Regions from separate parts of the Homo sapiens genome. Here region 1 is linked to region 2. Evidence: chromatin loops called from intact Hi-C (ENCODE). Cell type or tissue: PC-9. All regions are shown on one strand. Links, peaks and the distances in the headings refer to the core of each region. The heading gives the core; the rest is flanking DNA.

Region 1 (8,718 bases), core at 135-8,134, 130 kb before region 2:
CTCTTTAGGTCCCGACTGTGGTGGTCAGTGTAATGCATGCACAGCAGCTCTGCAGTGCTAAAGGACAGCTTGAAGCATTTGATGCAGCGGAATGGGAGCCACTCGATTTCCTGAGCTTCACCCTCCACCTCGGCTTTCTCAAAGTTGCCTCTCTCCTCTTCTTCCATCAGTGTGGGCTTCTCATGCTCATCTGCATAGACGGCCGTGAAGTAGCCCCCCAACTTGCTGGCGTGCTGCTTCTTTGGGAACACCCCTGGGTGGCGTTTCATGTAATGGGACACGATGCCCTTCTTGCTGAACGACTGGAAAGAGCACAAGGAGCACTTTTTCTTCTCCACTGCCCGCCGGAGTTCCTCGCTCAGCTGAGGGGAGTCGTCCTTGGGCGGGGATGGGATGATCACTTTGTTGGGCTTGTCGCTGATGGTCCTGGAGGCTGCCAAGCAGTGAGTGTAATACGCATCAATGTCGTGGCGCTTCTGGTAGTGGGCTGCCAGACCTTTGCGGATGGGGTTGGTGTAGGCACACAGGGCACACTTGAAGAGGTTGTTCTTGCCTTCTGGCTGGGCTCGGACATTATTGTGCTTGATGCGGTAGTGCCTGGCGATCCCCTTCCTCGTGGAGCAGAAGTACTTGCAGAGCTGGCACCGGAACACAGTGTGGGAGACCAGGTGGGAGGTAGAGAAGTGAGAAGTGGACACGGGCTCCTCTCCCACCTCCTCCTCAGTGATGGAGACTTGGGAAGGGCTCACTTCAGTGGTCATCTCGGGCTCGAGGGGGACTGGCAGCTTCGGGGGCGACTGGGAAAAGACATCAAATTCAGGCTGATTGTGATACTTCTCGTAGTGGATTTTTAGTTTCTCCAAAGTGCCGTGTGTGTACGGACACAGTTTGCACCGGTAGGCGCCATACCCTTGCTTGAAGATCCTGCTCGTCTCCTCCACGTCATTCTGGGATATGTCAGCAGACTGCTCTACGTCGTGCACAAAGTCCTCAGCGGTCACCTTGATGGACGGGTGTCGCTTCTGGTAGTGGGTCAGTACGCCGTGGATGCGGGTGTTGATGTATGGGCAATGCCTGCATTTGTAGACGGCACCTGGGTTGATGTCAATGTCCTGGGCAAAGTCAGCAGCCTTCACTTTCATGCCAGGGTGCTTCTTCCCATAATGAGTGAGAAGGCCGTGCAAGTTGTTATACTCAGATTGGCATACCGTGCACTGGTATGGGGTGGAGGATATGGCGGGGTTGGCTGAAGCTAGCTGCAGGCTTTTCTCAGGGGACAGTCTTGCATCCTCTGGACATTCAGCTTCCTGCTCCGGGAAAGGGGTGGGTATACTGTTTTCACAATTCACAGGGCCTGCCAACTCTTCGGATGAAAGAATGGGCTTCTCCACAGCATCTTTCTCCTTGATGATGTCCAGTAGCACTGACTCATCACCATTCATGGCCCAGGGGTGGAATGCTTGGTAGTGATTAGTGATGTCCCAGATGGAAACAGCTTCGAAAACACAGTCCCTGCATCTGTAGGTTTTGGCTTCGGCTGGCATTGTGAGAGAGGGAGGGGATGGGTCTGGCCCAGCCCACAGTTTAGTAGCCATGTAGGTGTAATCAACATAGTGTTCTGGATGCCTCCGTTGGTAATGCAGGAGCAAACCGTTGGGCTCCGTATGGGAGTAGATGCACCACTCGCAGTGGTAGCCAGCTTCTATCAAGCCATCTAGAAATGCCCATCGCATGATGGACGTGACTGTGGCTTTCAGGGCGGGGTGGTCTTTCTTGATATGCTTCCTCAGTGCATAGAAGTAGGGGGAGGTATATGAGCACTGCCTACATTTGAGTGCTCGGAGTTTCGTTTTGTCCCGCTCCAGATTAGAGGGGGAGACAAGCACGCAGCTGGCAGGCTTCTTCTGATTTCGGTCGCAGAGGCTTCGAATGGTGGCCGTATGCTGCCGGATCACATCTGCATTGGCCTTGAAGTCTCGGTGCTTCTTCTGATAATGAATGAGTACCCCTTTGACCGTCCGGTTCCCATAATCACAGTGCTGGCAAAAGAACATCTCATTCTCCACAGGAGGGCCATCTCTCTCAGAGCTGCTTCGGTTCAGCTGTTGTATGGGGGCGGGTGGCCGGGGGGAGCCTTGGGGCCCTTCGACCCCTCTCATCATTGCAGCTGTGGGAGGAGCCTGTCTGATATATTTGGCAGTAACCTTTATTTCTGGGTGTCTTTTCTGGTAGTGGACAAGCACTCCCACAACTGACCGATTGCTGTAGGAACAGTGTTTGCAGTAGTAAAGCTCAGTACTGAGGTCTGGTGGCGGGGGTTGTGGGGGGGGTGGGGAACCCATGTTGGACATTTTGGGAGACATTGGAGCACCCACCTCAAATGATAATTGAGAAAGGGCAGAGCCCCTGTCCACAGACACCATTCGCATAGTTTTCTGGATCCTAAAGTAGGAAGCCTTTTCTTCGGGGTGTTTCTTCTGATAATGAACCAAGACAGAATGCATGTTGGGGCTTGCAAACGAACAAACATCACAATCATAAACAACAACAGTGTTGACCAAAGGGTCCTTCTGATTTTCACATTCAGGAGTAAAGGTCTTAGGAGTGTTTTTGTTGAACGTAGCTGGCAAACCACCACCACGAGCCACAGGTGTGGAAGTCGCCATGTTCTTGGGAGCCGAATTCAGAATCTCCCTCAGGGTCTGGGATTCTGTATTCAGCCCTTCCTGCTGCTCCACGACATAGCTTGAAAATATCATCGCGTTGTTGATCTTCACCGTGGGATGCATTCTTTGGTAATGTGGCATCAGGCTTCTAACATTCGGGCTCGTGTATGAACAAAACCGACACCGGTAGATCAGGTCCGAGTGATCAAAGTTGAGTACATTCATGGCTTCTGGGTGGTGCTCGCCATAATGCTGCTGGAGATCTTCGAAGTTGGTGTAATCGATGTAGCATTCCAGGCACCTGTACACTGCACTGTGATCATTGGGGTCCAAGATGTACCTAAAGCTGAATTTAATGTATGGGTGCATTCGTTGGTAGTGGGTGCTAACACTCCGGGCAGATTTGTTGTTAAAGTCACAGTGTTTACAATAGTAAAGCCTTCCAGAGTCACCAAAGTCTGTGTTTTCACTATTGTGCTCAGTCCCATAGATGGGAGTTTGGGTATTCAGCAGAGCAGTATTGGAAACTTGGTGATCTTTCAAGTTTGTTGAGGAGCCATAATAATCCTCTTCATCTTCAGAAAGGGTGAGCTCAATCTCAGCCCCATTGGTGGCATTGTAATCGTGGGTGATGTTTCTGAAGTTGGGCTCTTTCTGGGGCTCACTGGTATCTCTTACCCATATCTGTTGGGCAGAAAAGGAAGTGGGAACCTCTATGATGGGTTCTGTCGGTTCTTCCTCCCTGTCCAACTCAACCTCTATCTCGACTTCGTTGTCTTCCTCTTCCTCTTCATCATCCTCAACATTGATCACTGCATCTTCCTGCTGTTTGGTTTGGTTAATTTTGCTCTGAAGGTTGCTTGCTATCTCGTCAATCCTGGTTCTCTTCTTCACGGGTGACAAATCTAGAGGAAAGTCATTGGCGAGCTTCCTAGAGGCTTTAGCTACAAAATTGTTCTTGGAGGACAACCCAAGAATTGAGGTCTGACTTTTCTTCACAGTGTTGCTGGAAGAGGGGTGGCTGTCTGTCTCATTTTCCAATGGTAGGCTTGAGGGCTGCCCCTCGAATTTTGGCAAGTTGTCACAGAATGAATGTTTATGCTGCTGATGGACTCTTAGCCCTTTCAGAGTTGTGGTGGAGTAATTACACATGGTGCATTTGTATGGGTGCAGAGGTGCGGCTTGTGTGGGTGGCTGTGGCTGCTGCGTTGGTGGTGGCTGTGTTTGTGGCTGGGGTGGCACCTGATGTGGTGGCTGCAGCTGTGGTGGCTGTGGCTGCTGCAGTGGCTGTGGCTGTGATGGTGGTGGTGGCGGCGGCGGTGGTGGTGGCTGCGGTGGCTGTTGCTGCTGCAAGGGATCCAACATGACTCCTGACTTTCTACCATTGATGCTTGAGCTCTCATAAGACACCACACCTTCATTCAGTGAGGAAGAAATGCTTTCACTCTGGGAATTCACAGCATCCCAATCTGACGTTGTACCCGTGTGACACTGTTTGTGAGCCCCAAGTTTCAACGAGCTCTTGCAAGTAAACGGACATTCGTCACATTTGTAGACAGCTGTCTTTCCAGATAAGTGGATGTTTTCTATGTGACGAGAGATGCTACGTCGATGCATGGTGAGGAAAGGACAAAAGGGGCACTGGAACCTATTCATGAATCTTCTAAATGGAATCCCCTTGGTCTCCAATAATTTGTTGCCATCTGAGCCCATCAGCTGCTCTGCAGACAGGCCTGATGTCTGGTGATCCATAGCACTTAAACCATTCTCACTGTCTATTTCATTTAACTCTTCATCAGAACTAGAGTCATTTAGCATGCTGTTAGTTTCCAGGTCAGCAGAAGAATTGGTCATGTCAGTCATTCCATAACGGGATCTCTCTGTCAAGTTAACTAGACCAGAATTGTGAGGTGACTTCGGCTTCATCTGAGGGTAAGACATGGGCGAAAACTTGGAAGCTGAAGAATTGGGTCTCATGATGGAGTTGCCCATGGAGCCCCTGAAGTTGGAGACGGTAGTATTGGGTATCTCCCGGCTTGCAGCATTCATGGTCAGATAGGTGGAGTTGGAAGTGGGGCTGGGGGCACTCTTGTTCGGCACATCAGGTAGATTAGTTCCTTCTTGTTGCTGTCTGAGACTGGAAAGGATCTTGACCATACTGCGGTGTTTCTTCATCATGTGGTCACACCAGCGTTCTCGGCGGGGGGTCTGGTAGCTGCACCACTCACAACAAAAGTTGCCTCGAGATTTGGTCAAAGGCTTGACCATAGACTCTAAGATGCTGCGCTCCACAACCTCTGCTGGCAGTTCCTTGCAGGGGTCCTGCAGTGATACGGGCGGAACCACAGGGTCTGGCATTGGAGCAGGAGCAGGTGGGGGAGCAGTGGTCTCCTTCAAATTGTTTTTGTGATACATCTTCTGATGCTTAATTATTCTTGCCCTTCTTGGTGACTTGTATGTGCAAAACTGGCAAGAGAAGACCTTTCCAAATCCCTCGTGCATCATGATATTATAATTTAAGGATCCCGGGACAGGGGGTCCTGATGAACTCCCTTCAGCTTGAGCTCCATGGACCTTTCTAGTGTGTTCTATGAGGAGGTTTTTTGACCTGAAGTAGCGTACACAGAACTTGCATTGAAAAAACTTGTTTGTTGGTTTGGGATTAGCGGCAATATGCTGACCATAATATCCTGGACTGTGGCCATAGTAACCTCCGGTCCCCAATGAAGTTGCATTTTGACCTAAAGAAAAAGCATAAGGAAAGTGACAAAGCAAAAGATAATTAAAATATCCAATCATGCAAATCAGTACCATTCCAATTATTCTTCATTACTAAACATCACATGCAAAAGGCCTGAAGTCTCAAGATGAGGCCTTGAAGAGTATTCACAAAGCATCAATGAAGATATACGTACTGCACCTTCTCATGGATAAAGATGCAGTGTATAGCTTTAGGTATTCTCCTCATCTCCATAAATGAGCCACACAGCTATAAAAATACAAGTTGCATAAATTGTACTACTTTTTCTAGAACTTTCCAAGCAACTATCTTGTTCTCCAAATTGAAAGGTAGGATATATGAGGAAGCTTTCGAAAGGATAAAACCTAAGGTACTCAAGGAGAGATACATGATGCCCAAACCACAAAAATGGCTAGCAAAGCACAAGAAACTCTGCAAAAGCCACGTATATTAAGAACCATGGCTACAGGCTAAAAGGAAACAAGAGCAATTAAAATACATCGGCCGTGCCAAGTTTAGTATAGATTTACCTGATAAATCTTCTGCAATGGCAAATTCATCCTTTATAGAAGAAAACTCCACCTCTGTCTGATTACTGGCATTCACGGACCCACATCGTAGCTCATTCACATTGTCCTCAGCAACATCAGTTGGCTGCAGAAATGCCGTGTGGACATCCTGAATGTGTGCCTTGAGATCTTCATAAGACGGGGCTCGGAAATCACAGCCATCACACTGAAGCACCTCCATGATCTGGGTCTAGCCTCTCACATTAGGAACCTGTGGCAGAAGTCAGAACAAAACATCTTAAGGAATGCACTAATCACATACCTCGAGCTGATGGGGCTATATATCCATTAATGGGAAAAAATTCCAGTATCAGTAGATTTCTCTTATTGGACTTTGCCAGTTGGAACATTGGCTAAAGAGAGGCAATCAGACATAATGGAGATGATGTCCTTGACCTCATAACTTCAAAGAAGGAAAAATACCAGATAAACATTTTCTAGCATGATATGTCTTCCAATGCCATTTGTCAAGGAAACGCTTAATACTTCAAAAGTTTTAGAAGTTTCTGAGCTTCTCCACTGAATCCAAATTTCTTGGTAACTTAATGTTGGCTTTGGTTCTGCCTTGGACTCATTTTCTTTTTAAATTGGAACCATCTCAAAAGTAAAGAGGATGTCCACACAGAAGAAAGGGAAAATTTCAACCTTCATTAGCTGTTTATTTAGTATTATGACCTTGGTGTTTTATCACCAATTAGTGAAATAGTATTTAAATCTTGGGGGTGGAGGTAGAGCATTTTTATTGTAGCTTTTCTTACTTTAATAACTTTGCTGATATTGGGGTGCACCTCTCTTTCCTCCCTTCTCCAAATAGTTTAGTTGTGGGTTTTTTTTTCCATGAGCTAAATGACTATTTGCTGTTTTACTACCTACCAATTATAACCTAACAGCTTCTTCAATCTAATTAGGTCATAAAATATTCCTCATGAGATTTTCAAACAACCAACTTTGGATGACAATCCAGTTTCTGTTTAAAGTTGCACCTTGGCACCTCAATTTGCATGAAGACAACAGAAACTTGCATTTTTGAAGAAGGGCTTCTAAGTCATGACTTTACCTTTTTCCACTTCTTTCCTTTACAAACATGAAGCACATACCTGGATGCAAAAAGCTGTGAACCTACCGTGGAATAAATCAAAACTTGCCCAGCTACCTTCATTCTGCTATTTACTTTGTGACTGAAATATACAGAAAGCTACACACTAACTCAAAGGAGAGTCCCACCATCAAGAAGTCAAAAATGTATTAGAAAGGTGGAGTCCTTCCTATCTTAATGTATATCCTAAGTTGAGATACCCTGTTATTATCTAATGAGTAAGTTACTTCAGTAAGATCATCACAAACTCTACTGAGTCACTGTAATCTAGAACCAGATGTCCAAGAACTAACACCGTAGCCAATGTATTTTATGATGTAATACTCTATACTTTTACTGTAAAAGATAAATTATTTCTGCAGGAACAAAAAAGTCCAGTAATAATACATCAATGTAGTGAAAGGAGCCATCACACAAGGATTTTCTATCAAAGAATGCTCCTCCTGATCGCCTGCTAAAATAACTTCTGGCAAGTCCAGTTCTGGACAGACTGAGCTTGCAGAGTGAGCCGCAGATATTTACCTCCTCTTCTTTCACCCAGCAATTTATCCTTTTTCAATAAACATTGAACTGTGCACCAGACTCTTTTCAGCTAAGTCTCAATATTCCAGATACACAAGCTTTTATGTCTAAGCACCAACCCAAATTGTGTGGAAGAGGTTGCTATCAGCTCTGGATCAAATTACAGCAGTCACTGAGGCCCCACCCCACTTCTCCTTTCGCACAGTCCATTAGACCTGAAAACAAATTTTTCCATGGTGCAGACAACTCCTGCATTTAGAACACTTCACAGAAAAAAGCAGATCATCCAGTGTGCACTCCCCATCCCCCAAGCTTAGTCCTTTCATCTCAGCCAAACAAGCCACAGCTCTGCTGAATGTGTTTATCACACTTTCAAGAGATATGAGCTCCTGCGTCACTGAAGCTCTAAGACTCACTAAGCTGCCCTAGTCCTCTGAGCTTTAGGGGCAGCCATTTTAGCTCAGAGCTTCTCCTCCGTGCACAACATGGCTTCTCCTGGAGTCTGCTAGGCTAACAATCAGAAATGAATGCTAGAAGAGCAGGCTGGGCTCCTCCTATGCTCTTCTCTTCCCAACAAAGAATTAACTGTTTTCATTTCTCTCTGAAAAGCAGCACCTTTCTCCTCCTCAAATGTCATTCACCAAGATCTCCAAAGGTTCTTTTATTCCATGATTGATATGCTGGTTTGTTAGTCCCAGCAGAGCCCTGGTCAGAGCAGGATGACCCTGGGCCAGATCCTGTTCTACATCAGGATTTAGGGGTGCAGTGGGGGGACCTCCAGAATGCCTTGGCTTCTTGGAAGTCGTCCTTCCACACACAGAAGACATACCATCCGACTCTGCTTGCCAGATTCCAAAGTCTAATGACCTTTGTTAATCACCAGCCAGTCTGTCTGCATCAGCAGACCCTGCCAACAGACACACCCTTCAACACAAAGGCTGTAGCTATTCCTTTTAAAGGAGGTTCTCTGAAAGCTCCATTGTGTAGCAGAGAGGAAAACAAAATCTCTTCCCTTCAAAACTTCAAGCCTTTAGAAATAATGCAACAAAAGGCTTTCTGCTGTGTGTCTTTTGGAAAGTTTGAGCCTGATTTGCACAACATCAACAGAAGTTACGGTTCTGCAGA
Region 2 (8,718 bases), core at 458-8,457:
CTATTGTAGAGTTAAATGTTAACATTCTTCTGTGTTTTATTCAAAGTGTTTCCTTTGGTCACATGGATACAGCATAATCACATTAGCTCAGCAACTAACAAGAATCATGCTTAGCTAGAAAATAATTTCTAGGAAGTCTGGATTGGCAATAAGATTTTATCTGAAGATGGGTCAACCTAGCTGACGTTGTCTTCTATTCCAGCTTTCCTGTCTGAATCTCCTATTATGATCTTCTCAGTTAACCTCTATTGTCATTGACCATCTGATCTACATAGGGGGTCACTCTGGGGCCACCATATCTTCAGATGTAGAGCAGACAATTTAGGCAATTTCACTCTTCAAATTAAATGGTTGGAGAAGTGGGAAGGCAGTAGATTGGGTCACGACAATCATCACTGAGCACCTGCAAAGGGGTAGTTATGTTTACATGTACTATCTCAGATAATCCCAACAACTCCCTGTGAGGCAGGCAGCATTAGCACTCTTTCCAGCGTCACATAATGGCAGGATTGAGACGATTGAGATATAGACTCGGGTCTTTGAAATCCAAGGTCTGGTGCTTTGTCTGCTACTCTGCAACAGAGAGTATTGCATACATAAAATCACTTTGTAAACCTTATATCTTTATAAAAATGTTAGCTACTGCTACTGTGGACAGTGGAAAATGTGCTTGTTAGTTTTGTCTGGCTGGTTAGTCATCCAGGGCTTTTCTAATGAGGCAATGAACCCAACAGGGGTGAGAGGATGAGTTGCCAAGCCTTCACGTCGACTTTGTGTGCACTAATTAAACATCATGCCTGGATAAATGGCCCAGGATGGCAAAGTCCACAGCTTCTCACAGAAGTTTCCAGGAAGTCTCTTGGTTGCCTGAAGATGATTTGGTCATGAATGAGGTGCAACCTCAAGCCTCCTTCACTGGCTCTGTGTGACTGGGTACATTAACCTTTCATTGTATCAGTAGCAAACTGTGGTGTGAATGTCCAGTGGGCCCCCAAAATCAATTTCTCCTTGGTGAGTACTTGTTAAATGGATGTCTATTTCATTCTAATATACAAGGAGAGTGACATATATTGGATTCTAAAATATTAATTTATTATAAGTTTTTTTTTTCTTTGAACCTATGCTGTTTATCTTGGCAAGCTCTCTTAAATATCCTTTGACCTTTTCCAAAATGTCTTATTTGTTAAGTTTGCTCTCTTCAGTTTTTTGTATTCAGTGAAACTCTTTGGAATTTTCCTCAGACAAAATTTTACACTGGAGAGGGAGCCACACATAGTCAAAGTTTATGGGGAATAGATTTATGTTTGAAAACTATGCCAGATATTAGTCATGCATACTATGTTATAATATCAAGGCAGCTCTAGTCTAGTGTCTTAAAATCAGCTAGTTCCCTACCCAAAACTTTACTAAATCTGAGGGATACTCTACCTTTTCTGTCTGAAGTTCTGCATATATATATTTTTTTAATTTAAGCAGTTGTGTTGTCAGATTTTTATGGCTTTTTTACATTGAGGTAAAGGTAGGTTCTCTTGTTGAGCACCTAAAAAAAAATCACAAACAGAAAAGCAACGACTTCTTAAAAGTCCTAAATTTTCTAGTCACTCAAATAAGAATGCATTTGCTGATGGTTAATATAAAGATGGGTCAGGTCTGGTCTCCAACTAATATGACTCAGGATCTCTAAGTTCAACAGAGCAAAGACTCTTTCATTAGAGCTAAGACTCATTCTACTATATCATTAGAACAAAGACTCAACATCTGGCATAAGCAGACCATGATCTTATTTGGAGCCCAAGCTGTTTTTCTGATCCAGTACTGATGTTTGGGGGCAAGTCTTTATTTACTTGGTGCTATGATAAAGGTTTTCACATATATTATCCCACTGATGCTTAAACAAAACCCTGTAAAGTGGTACTATTTTCAATGTTTTACAAATAGGGATAATAAGCCCCTAAAAGTTTAATTAATTTGCTCAAGATTGAAGCTGGGATGTGAACCTAATGTTTCTAAATTTCAATTCTGTGCTCTTTCATTGATGATTTGTTATAACTGGCTCCTATTGTTAAGAAGACATGGTATATGGAGCAATGAGGAAACTACCAAGCCATTCTGGTTAATTATATCCATCAGTCAACTCAAAGGCATCCTTAGTCTGCAACTTCTTTTTTGTCCAACATTAAGCTTGAGAATGATGAGATATTATGGCTGTCTAATAATGGCCCTGCCCATAATTCTTTACATTCATCCAAAGCAAATGGTGAACTATTGCCCAAAATGACAATGTTTGGTCATTCATTTGCTTCAAATAACTGGCCTGGGGCCTCCTCCTACCCAGCCCAAACTAGGATTCTGGTGGAAAAAAATATTCTCTCTCTCCTGGTAGATATCTGCTTCATAAACCCTTAAGATCATCCTTAGCCCTTTAGAGACATATTCTGTGATCAAAATTTCTTATTCTAGAAGAGTCATGCAATTCATTATGGACCTGGGACACGATAAAGGGCTTAGCCTTATTTGTAGAGAAGAATCTGCCTGCTAAGACTTGAGAGGAAGAAAAAATGTAAAAGGTGGAAGGGCCTTTGAAACACTGATTTGTCATAAAATTATGGGTTTCTTGGTAAATTTGTATGCAGCTACTTCCTGAAAATGAGTATGCATTGTAAAAAATGGTCAGTTTAGTCCTCCAACATTTTGAGGCTGAACAAAGTTGAGGCATAAATTGTTTATGGTAAGAGGCTGGTTTCTGTCAAGAAAACAGTCCCAAAAATCCAAGGAGCAGTTTTTTTGTTGATGAATTCAATGCCAAAGGATGCTTCTTCTACATGAGACAATGAGGTGACTTAACCATGGCTGCATTTTGTGGAATAAAAATGTGAAAGGTGAATAGCTCTAGGACGGCTTGAAGACATTATTTTTGGAGACCATGTGACATGGATTGCACTTCATTTCAGAAGAGTGAATAGCAGGGAAAGTAATGCAACAGACCAAGAAGAAAGCTTGTTCAACTCCTCTTTTTGGAATCAATCCCGGAGTTTTCACTGCTCGCTATTCTCTGATGACTTCCAAATTTATATCTCTAGCTCGGAGCTTTGCAATGAACTCTAGACCCAGTTTCCAACTACCTGTATAACAGTCCTACTAGCATGTCTTGCATACACATACTGCTCATCTGAACAACAAAATCTATGCTGCCTCTGCTTCTCTTGTCTTTATTCTAGCTTGAGTCATTATAGGTTACAGACTCTTCCTTCTCTCTTGTTCCTTGCATTCTATCAATCATTACGATCTGCTCATCCTACCTTAGAATATTCCTCAAGTCCAATTCTTCCACTTCATTTCTCACTCATTATCACTACCTTAGATTTTTCTTGCCAAGATTATTGCAAACATTTCCCACGGATATCCCTGCCTCTGGATTTGCATCTTTCCAATTTTTCATACACTCTTCTGCCAGGATTTTCTTCCTAAAAAAATGTCATAAGGTTACTTCTCTGCTTAAAGACTTCCATTGTCGGCCGGGTGCCGTGGCCCCAGCATTTTGGGAGGCCGAAGCGAGCGGATCACGAGGTCAGGAGATCAAGACAATCCTGGCTAACACGGTGAAACCCCATCTCTACTAAAAATATAAAAAAATTAGCCAGCCGTAGTGGCAGGCGCCAGTAGTCCCAGCTACTTGGGAGGCTGAGGCAGGAGAAAGGCCTGAACCCGGGAGGCGGAGCTTGCAGTGAGCCGAGATAGCGCCACTGCACTCCAGCCTGGGAGACTGAGCAAGACTCCGTCTCAAAAAAAAAAAAAAAAAAAAAAGACTTCCATTGTTTACTCTTTGCCTGAGGGATAAAGTTCAAACTTGTTCATGTGGTTTACAAGCCCTTTCACAATCAGGACCCAGCTTATCTTTCCAATCTCATTACTTGCCCCTCCCTTCAAACACATACTCTTCACCAGCTTTCTTAATTCTGGTTTGTTTTCATAAGTGTTTTTGCCTCCTTAGAATCCCCTTCTCTACTTTTTCTTGGCCCCCCGCCCCCGATCCCCCCTGCCCAGGAATCCTAGTCATCTTTAAAAACTTAGCACAATGATTGATAACAGTTGCATTCATTGGCCATTTATTTTGCTTCAGGCACTATACTAAGTACTTTACATGGATCGTCTCAATCAGTGTTGTTTTTTTTTTTTTCCTGAGACGGAGTCTCGGCACTGTTGCCCAGGCTGGAGTGCAGTGGCGGGATCATCGTGGCTCACTGCAACCTCCGCCTCCCGGGTTCAAGCGATTCTCCTGCCTCAGCCTCCCAAGTAACTGGGATTATAGGTGCCCACCACCATGCCCGGCTAATTTTTTGCATTTTTAGTAGAGACGGGGTTTCACCATGTTGATCAGGCTGGTCTCGAACTCCTGACTGTCTTCTTATATTAATAAGAAAAATAAAACGAAATAGTGGTAAAGTATTGGGACAGTGAAAATTTTTGAGGGGTGGTATGGAGAGATAATGGGCGATGTTTCTCAGGGCTGCTTCGAGCGGGATTAGGGGCGGCGTGGGAACTTAGAGTGGGAGAGATGAAGCTGAAGGAAGATTTTGTGGTAAGGGGTGATATTATGGGGTTGTTAGAAGAAACATTTGTCATTTAGAATTATTGGTGATGGCCTGGATACAGTTTTGTATGAATTGAAAAACTAAACGGAATAAGAGAAGGAGAAACAAAGGTATTAAAGGACCAAGAATTGGGAGGACCTAGGACATCCAATTAGAGAGTGCCTAAGAAGGTTCAGCATAGCCTTGCCAGCAAAGATTATTTATTTACTTTAAGAGTTAAAAGTGGCGGTTTGGGGATAGCACCAGGAGATATCTGCTGTGATGGCTTGGAGAAACAGTGTAAACTGGCAGTGTAAACAAGAGCAGAGCATGTATGAGTAGTTGAGAATGGTGAATAGGAGTATGACTAGACAGAAGACAGTAGGGATGACAAGTTTTTTGGGGCACAATCTAAGTTGGTCTGGTGTCTGGAATGAGACTGGGGCTTAATAAAAAGGAGCATCTATACAGGAGCTTAAAATGGCTGTACCTTGTAGCATTCTGAGGACAGGCCTGAATTTCTGAGAAGGGAAAGTGGTAAAAGTACTGTCCAGTCCTTTTTAAGTTGGTGGCTGAGCTTGGTGAGGTGTGTTTTTAAAAGACTATTAGTTTGAAGACTTTTCTGGAGACTGAGGACTGTAAGGGATATAAAGGTTTCACTGAATACTAAGAGCCTGAAAAAATGCTTGGCTGATTTGACTAACAAAGGCCGGTCTGCTATCGGACTGTATAGAGGTGGGAAGGCCAAACCGAGGAATTATGTCTGACAGAAGGGAAGAAATGACCGTGGTGGCCTTCTTAGATCCTGTGGGAAAGGCCTCTACTTATCCAGTGAAAGTGTCTACCTAGACCAAGAGGTATTTTAGTTTCCTGACTCAGGGCATGTTAAGTAAAGCTAATTTGCCAGTCCTGGGTGGGGGCAAATCTCTGAGCTTGATGTGTAGGGAAGGGAGGGGGCCTGAATAATCCCTGAGGAGTAATAGAATAGCAGATGGAACACTGAGAAGTTATTTCCTTGAGGATAGATTTCCATGATGGAAAGGAAATGAGAGGTTCTAAGAGGCAGGCTAGTGGCTTGTACTATAGCATAGCCTGCCTTTGCTGGTGTGTGGCGATTAGGCCTGGTGGAACTGCCATCAATAAACTAAGTGTCATCAGGGTGAGAAACAGGGAAGAAGGAAATGTGGGGAAATGGGGTGAACGTCAGGTGGATCAGAGAGATGCAGTCATGAGGGTCAGGTGTGGTATCAGGAATAATGTGGGAGGCCGGATTGAAGTCTGGGCCAAGAACAGTGGTAATTGTAGGAGACTTAACAAAGAGTGAGTACAGCTGAAGGAGCTGGGGAGCAGAAAGTATATGCGTCAGGTGTGAGGAACAAAATAGATTTTGGAAATGATGAGAGCCGTAGAGAGTGAGTTGAGCATAGTTTGTGATTTTAAGGGACTCTAAAAGTATTAGGGTGGCAGCAGCCACTGCACGGAGACATGATGGCCAGCTTAAAACAGTAATGTCAAGTTGTTTGGACAAAAAGGCTACAGGACGCGATCCTGGTCCTTGTGTAAGAATTCTGACTGCACAGCCTTGCACTTCGGCTGTGTGTAATGAAAAGGGTTGGGATAAGTCAGGGAGAGCTAGGGTTGGGGCAGTCTTTAAAGCTGTCTTCAAGGAACAGAAAGAGGAGTAGGGAAAGACTTAGGATCTATGGAGTCAGCTAGGTTTCTTTTTGTGAGTTTATATAATGATTTTGTTAGGATGGCAAATCTAGGCATTTAAAGGCGAAAGTATCTAACTATGCCTAGGATGTAGCAGGTGTTGGGGTTTGAGAGATCAGTCAGACATGATCAGCAGGGAGAGCACGTGTGTTTTTATGAGAATTACGCCGAGGTAGGTAACGGATGGAGAAGAAATTTGAGCTTTGGAGGGGGATACTTGATATCCTTCAGAGAATAAATGCTGAAGGAGCAGAAGTGTGTCTTGTTGAGAAGATTCAAAGGAGGGGCTACAAAGAAAAAGGTCATCAATATATTGAATAAGGTGAGAAGCGGAGGGATGGAAAGAAAGTAAATCATGAGAAAGAGCTTGGCTGAAGTAATGAGGGCTGTCCTTGAAACTTCGCGGCAGCACAGCCTAGGTAAGCTGCTGGGACTGTTGGGTGTCAGGGTCAGTCCAGGTGAAAGCAAAGAGAGGCTGGGACAAGGGGTGCAGGGGAATAGTGAAAAAAGCATCTTTAAGATCAAGAATGGAATAGTGAGTTGTGGAGGAAGGTATTGAGGACAAAAGAGTGTACGGGTTGGGCACCACAGGGTGGATAGGCAAAACAATTTGGTTGATAAGGTGCAGATCTTGAACCAATCTGTAAGACTTGTCCGGATTTTGGACAGGTAAAATGGGAGAATTGTAAGGAGAGTTTATAGGTTTTAGAAGTCCACGCTGTAGCAGGCGAGTGATAACAGGCTTTAATTCTTTTAAAGTGTGCTGTGGGATGGGATATTGGCGTTAAGCCGGGTAAGAGTGATTAGGTTTTAATGGGATGGTAATGGGCATGTGATCGGTTGCCAGGGAAGGAGTAGAGATGTCCTATACTTGTGGGTTAAGGTGGCGGGATACGAGAGGAAGACGCAAAGGAGGCTTTGGGTTGGGGAGAAGGGCGGCAATGAGATGCGGCTGTAGTTCAGGAATAGTCAGGGAAGCAGATAATTTAGTTAAAGTGTCTTGGCCTAATAAGGGAACTGGGCAGGTGGGGACAACTAAAAAGGAGTGCTTAAAAAAGTATTGCCTAAGTTGGCAACAGAGTTGGGGAGTTTTAAGAGGTTTAGAAGCCTGGCCGTCAATACCCACAACAGTTATGGAGGCAGGGAATCAGGCCTTTGAAAAGAAGGTAATGTGGAGTGGGTAGCCTCCGTATTGATTAAGAAGGGGACGGACTTACCTTCCACTGTGAGAGTTGCTTAAAGCTCGGCGTCCGTGATGGTCTACGGGGCTTCTGAGGCGATCGGGCAGCGTCAGTCTTCAGCCGCTAAGCTGAGAAGATCTGAGAAGGAGTCAGTCAGAGAGCCTTGGGCCAGAGTTCTAGGAGCTCCAGGAGTGGCTACCAGGTGAGTTGAACAGTCCGATTTCTAGTGGGGTCCTGCACAGATGGGACACGGCTTAGGAGGAATCCTGGGCTGCCGGCATTCCTTGGCCTAGTGGCTAGATTTCTGGCACTTGTAGCAAGCTCCTGGGGGAGGTGGTTCTGGAGGAACGCCTGGCCACTGCGGTTTAGGCGTTTGGAAGTTTTTGTGTGCTGGAAATGTGGCTGGGGTTTGTCTCACAGTGGAGGCAAGGAATTGCAACTCAGAAATATGTTGCTATTTGGCTGCCTCTACTTTATTATTGTACACCTTGAAGGCGAGGTTAATTAAGTCCTGTTGTGGGGTCTGAGGGCCGGAATTTAATTTTTGGAGTTTTATTTAATGTTGGGAGCAGATTGGGTAACAAAATATATACTGAGAGTAAGACGGCCTTTTGACCTTTTAGGGTCTAGGACTGTAAAGCGTTTTAGGGTTGCTGCCAAATGAGCCATGAACTGGGCTGGATTTTTATACTTGATGAAAAAGAGCCTAAACGCTATCTGATTTGGGATAAAGAAAAAGGAGTATTAACTTTGACTATGCCTTTAGCTCCAGCCACCTTTTTAAGAGTAAATTGCTGGGCAGGTTGGGGAGGGCTAGTCACAGAACGAAACTGTAAGCTGGACCTGGTGTGAGAAGGGGAGGTGATAAAAGGATTATAGGGTGGAGGAGCGGAGGCCAAGGAAGAATTGGGACCTAGCTCAGCCTAGCAAGGAGGGGAGAGGTCAGATGGGTCTGTAGAAAAGGAAGATTAGAAAGACTCAGGGACGCTTGGGGTTGGGACTGAGGGGACAGGTGGGAGGGAAAGAAGGAAGATTTGGGACGAGTTGCATTGGGAGCAGACTAGGGAGGGACTGATGTGTAAAAGAATGCCTGGACGTCAGGCACCTCAGACCGTTTGCCTATTTTACAAGAATTATTTAGATCGTGTAGGATGGAAAAATTGAAAGTGCCGGTTTCCCGCTATTTGGAACTACTGTCGAGTTTGTATTGGGGTTAAGCGGCATTGCAGAAGAAAATAAGATGCTTAGATTTT

What was found. Peaks named below come from ENCODE experiments on the same cell type or tissue, not always from the same donor. Only the 100,000 strongest peaks of a DNase experiment are listed, where the experiment ranks them.
Region 1: it touches region 2 in a loop (2.2-fold over the local background); 2 of 110 quality-filtered maps call a loop at or near these places.

Annotation. Positions count from the first base shown.
Region 1 is chr9:106,920,822-106,929,539 of GRCh38, reverse strand. ZNF462 (zinc finger protein 462) reads right to left here. Exons shown (of 13, transcript NM_021224.6): 2 at 5,937-6,186; 3 at 1-5,407. The coding sequence starts at 6,156. Among named protein-coding and RNA genes, the nearest start is that of ZNF462, 62 kb to the right of the region's middle. In PC-9, for the core only: no CTCF peak of the experiment used is centred there; no DNase peak of the experiment used is centred there.
Region 2 is chr9:106,789,530-106,798,247 of GRCh38, reverse strand. No RefSeq gene overlaps it. Among named protein-coding and RNA genes, the nearest start is that of ZNF462, 69 kb to the left of the region's middle. In PC-9, for the core only: no CTCF peak of the experiment used is centred there; a DNase peak (open chromatin) is centred at 3,877; H3K4me3 peaks cover 531 bases; H3K27me3 peaks cover 1,075 bases.